Regions from separate parts of the Homo sapiens genome. Here region 1 is linked to region 2. A link is an interaction called in ENCODE POLR2A ChIA-PET data of the cell type or tissue named here. Cell type or tissue: OCI-LY7. All regions are shown on one strand.

Region 1 (2,500 bases), 160 kb before region 2:
ATCACTCATAACCACTCATAGCCACCACCACCTTCAGACCATTATTAGTAACTTCCTTTTTGAGTATCCTATTCCTGTTTCGCAACTGGTAAATTAAAGATTCAAGAGTTTATGTGAATTCACCAAAGTTACAGAGGAAAAATTAGTTGCAGTGGTTGTTCTAGAGGCAATGGCAGATGTTTGAGGCCTCTTCCTCATTCACTCTGTATCAATCCAAGTACTCCCTTCCTTCCCATCTACCAATCTTGGTTTCTACCCACACACCCCTATAATTTTTGAAGCCACTGCTAGTTGGTAGTGGCGGATTCAGGGGATAGAACCAGTTCTTCTGTCTGGACCAGTCACTCTCATGCCTAAACTTATAAGCAAAATGAATTGCCATTGGTATCTCATGTTTCGATCTTGCTTCAGGGCACTACTTTAGAATATGGACAGTTAATGCAAATTAATACAGTTATCAGCCCTACTGAAATCCATCGAATCTTAGTAAACTAAGGTCTTGTTTGCTAGATTTGCTATTTAAAAAAGAAAAAAGATACAGTAAGGGAATAAAATAGATGCCAACTTGGCATTATTCTTTCAGTGATAAATAAAATATTCTGACAGAGGAGTTCCTGATTAAAGATGCAAGGACCCTGTCATGCTAACTGCAGCTGATTTCCTGCCTTGAAATGTCTTCCTGCTTGTGTCACTGCCAGTGACTGACAGCTGGCTTAATAATTAAATTCAAGCAATGTTTGCTTTTCTTGACCTTTACTGGGAAACAAATTTTCAAGCTCTGGACATGAGTAGAGTGTTTTAATTTGGGGAGAATAATGTGTTTGCATCATTTCCAGCAACCTGTGTCTGTGATTACCTGTGTTATTTTACATTCCACTTCACAGCGGACTTCTAGAGGGTGGCTGGTAGTTGAAGTCACTCGGTAATTAATATCCAGCTTTGGCTCCCTGCACATGTTTCACCCAAAAGAGGGCATTTTTGTTTCTGGTAGACTTAATAAGGGCTCTGGCAGCCCACTGTTCTCAAGTGTATCCAAAGCCAATTTATTTTGAACATCTAGGTTTTTCATAGTCTGTTAAGGTCTTTAGTCATTCTTGCTTATAAGAACAAATCGTTTTCTCCAGTTGTAACCTTGATTTACTTGCCTTTCTTTACTTACATGCTTTTTGTTTTGTTTTCTTTTTGTTTTTGTATATGCTCTCCATCGCCCTCTACCGGGGCAGACAGGGTGGTGTAGCAGCAAAGAGCTCCCAGACCTGGGTGAGCTTCAGATTTTTATCTGGAAAATGGGGATAACACACCCATCTTGTAGAAGTGTTGAAAGGATGAGGAGAAAATATGTATGTAATGTGTCCATCAAGTGCTTAGCACATGGTGTGGTGGCACTAGATACATGTAACTGCAGCTGTTATTTTCTTTTTCTCTTTTTTTCCAAGTTATCAGCATTTATTTATTTTTATTTATCAACTTCTATTTTCAGTTCCAGGGTACATGTGCGGGATATGCAGGTTTGTTACATAGGTAAACGTGTGCCATGGTGGTTTGCTGCACAGATCAACCCATCACCTAGGTATTAAGCCCAGCACCCATTAGCTGTTCTTCCTGATGCTCTCCCTCTTGACAGGCCTCAGCCTGTGTCGTTCCCCACCCACCCCATGTGTCCATGTGTTCTCATCATTCAGCTCCTACTTATAAGTGAGAACATGTGGTGTTTGGTTTCTGTTCCTGCATTAGTTTGCTGAGGATAACAGCTTCCAGCTCCATCCATGTCCCTGCAAAGAACATGATCTCATTCTTTTTTATGGCTGCATAGTATTCCGTGGTGTATATATACCACATTTTCTTTATCCAGTCTATTATTGATGGGCATTTGGGTTGATTCCATGTCTTTGCTACTGTGAGTAATGCAGCTGTTATTTTCTTGTGTATCCAAAGTCCTCTTTGTGACCTTTCTTTCCCTTACTTTGTGGGCTCTGCAGGTTGCCCTCTTCTTTGAAATCCCAGCACCCTTTTCTCAAATCTTTCAAAGAGAATCAATTGCTTGGGAGAAAATTTCCCTTCCTTATCAGGATCAGTTTGGCTATTGCAGAACATGCTGGGGTTCTTTCTTTGTCTGGTTGGTACCTAGCTTGGATTTTCTCCAGTCCTCCCATGTTAGTGGAGGGTGTAGCCTTCAAGAATACAGCTGCCTATGGGAGGCAGCCTCATCTTTAAATGAAATTTCTGAGTCTAAGGACAAGTAAGGATGAGCCTATGTTTAGCCTATGTTTAGGGATGTCCAGATATGTTATGTACAGTGAGGGTGACTATAATTCAACACCACATTGGAACACTTCTGAAAATGAAAGAGAACACTAAAATCTTTTAAAATGCTTTTAAAATACTTATTTATTAAACAACAAATTTTTTTTTGTTGTATTAGCAGACCTGCAAAATAGTTTTATTCAAATCATTTTTCAAAAATGAAATCCTTTTAAAAATATAAATACATCTGTGTCTA
Region 2 (2,500 bases):
TTTGTATTTTTAGTAGAGACTGGGTTTTGCTATGTCGGCCAGGCTGCTCTCAAACTCCTGACCTCAGGTGATCCTCCCGCCTCGGCCTCCCAAAGTGCTGGGATTGCAGGCACGAGCCACCGCACCGGGCCGAGCACTTTTTAATTTTTGGAAAATGTGTACCTCCACTGTGAGAGGCGTCTGTGTGTGTGTGTTGTGGTTTGAGTGCCCTGAATTAGTTAAAGGCATTCCTTCTTCTCTGAGGTTCCCTGCAGACCGGACTGTCTGTGATTCTGCAGATGTCAGGGCTGCACAGAAGAGGGTGGAGGCCGGGCCGGCCCCAGATCCTGCTCACACAGGGAATTAGTGTCAGAAGTGACGTGTTAAGGGGTTACTGAAACCAAAGGTGAAAGCTTTTTGCTTATAATGTGAGTAGTGAGGAGGAGGCACTAATAATAGTTATTAATGCCACTTGTCAACAGACCCCTGGAAAATAGGACAATACATCCTTTCTCTCCCAGCAAGTCCAGCTGACATTTATTTCACCCGCTTTAAGCACGAATTACCTGTGGAGTATCCTAGAAGGACTTGTTTTTGGAATAACATTGCAGACTCCAAAAATTGTCTACCATTTCTGACTCTTTCAATGTCTTTCACTTGTACACAGTGTCTCATTCCATCCTAAGAGGGGTTAAAGGATGCTCATCCTCACGCTGAGCCCAGGGAGGGTGCAGGACTTGCTCACTCACCCAGCCAATGGGGGGTGCTGGCCTAATCCCAGGCAGTATTCTGACTCCCAACCCAAACCTATTGTTGGTCCACTAGAGACTTTGGATAGAAACCAGAGGAGAATAGGAAGGGCCAGGAAAAACTCAGGCATGTAAAACAAGGAACCAATTTTAAGGGTGGAAAGCTAAGGTGGAGATACATAGCATGTATAAATACAACTAAAGAGCCACGGGCATTTGGCACATTTTAGAGGACAGTTAAGACTCTTACTATCCTCCAGTTAGCAGTAGATTTCCTCCTATTCGCACACCTGCCATTGCCATTTTCCCTTTCTGTTCCAAACGACTTCAGAATGGCTTACAATTACACCCAGCTAACATCTGTATCAGGTTTATATTCAGTGTCTTTCCCTTTGTGTCCATGGATTAGCTTCAGTAAGCCCAAAACCCTCTAGAAATTGTGTGAAAAATTATATGCATATAGGCAGATTCTCAAAGGGGCCTGTAATCTCACAAAGGTTAAAACCATTGCTTTATGTTTCCAAGTACAGAAAATCTCCTCATTAAGTAATCCTGTAATAATTAGTCTTCCTGGTCTGGACCAATCCAAGAGCGACAGCTAACCGGGAAAATCCTAGAATGGCCTGCTGAAGGCTGGTCCTGGCCAGCCACAGGCCTGCTTCCTGTTCATTGCGAGGTGTAAACTGACGCTGGGAGTGGCCACTAGATGGCGGCAAACTCAGCCAAGTTTGGCATGGGCTTCCGTTGGCGCTACCAACTGGCAAGCTGTGCAGGTTCCTGGCATCCATTTCATTAGCTTCAAAATAACGCGACCACGAATAGTTGATTGAATTTTAGACCCCACGTAAAATTCTTCTGGACCTCACTTATTGTGTTGGGGCAGGGATTTACTGTTCTTTCAATTCACTTGGTCTTTAAAGCATAGAGGGCAGGCAGCAAAATTACCCTCCACGTCCTGACATCTCTAAGGGAATAAAGCTTGGGACTGCTATAAATAAGGAAAACTTGTTAAAGTTCATGAAATCAGCTATGGAAATTGTGGAACATAAGTCATGGTTCCATTTGTTTTATAGAAGTGTAAAAAATGAAATCTGTTCTTCAAGATAGAAAAAAAAGAGAAATATTATGAATGCCATTTAAAGGAGACACCTGCCATTTCTGTTTCCAAGTTCCCCTGGGGCCCACAACCTTTTATTTGATAGTAGGTCTCCAGAAGAGCAGTGGCATTATTGTTATCTCATAGATAAATGTAATAGGCCTCCTTAGGGCTGTTTTCCCAACTCCACCTTTCTAAGGGCTCCTGACCCAGTCTCCAAGGATGGTCACTGGCTTGAACTTTGGCTTGAACATTCCCCCTTGGACATAGCCAACTAGAGCAGAATGAACAGCTGACTCAAGCTGTGTCTATTTCATTTCTCCTCAGTCTGAGGTTCACAGAGAATGGGCATTTGTAAGTGAGTCCTGGAAATCAGAGGGCACTAAGAGGAAGGCCTTTGAACTCTGTTGAGAACTCAAAACCTGCAAAATGTGCTTGATTTCTACTCTTCCTGAGCCATGATTTCCAACCCCCCAAATTTCCCTAGATTTTGTGAAATAATATACTATGCTTTAAAAATTACACACACATAAATATTATATACATAGTATATATACAAAGAGAGAGAGAGAGAAAGAGAGAGAGATATCAGGGATTCCCAATCTCATCACTATTTTGATCCAGATAATTCTTTATTGTTGGGGGCCATCCTATGCATTGTAGGGTAGTCCCTGGA

Evidence for each region. Peaks named below come from ENCODE experiments on the same cell type or tissue, not always from the same donor. Only the 100,000 strongest peaks of a DNase experiment are listed, where the experiment ranks them.
Region 1: POLR2A ChIA-PET joins it to region 2 with 5 read pairs; 1 of 35 experiments calls an interaction of 5 or more read pairs at or near these places.

The regions. Positions count from the first base shown.
Region 1 is chr2:68,594,166-68,596,665 of GRCh38, forward strand. No RefSeq gene overlaps it. Among named protein-coding and RNA genes, the nearest start is that of PROKR1, 48 kb to the right of the region's middle. In OCI-LY7, CTCF peaks have their summits at 1,219 (motif pointing left) and 1,420; a DNase peak (open chromatin) is centred at 1,236.
Region 2 is chr2:68,750,490-68,752,989 of GRCh38, forward strand. All of the region lies in intron 1 of ARHGAP25 (Rho GTPase activating protein 25), which reads left to right. Among named protein-coding and RNA genes, the nearest start is that of ARHGAP25, 17 kb to the left of the region's middle. In OCI-LY7, CTCF peaks have their summits at 1,416 (motif pointing right) and 1,629; a DNase peak (open chromatin) is centred at 1,452; H3K27ac peaks cover 404 bases.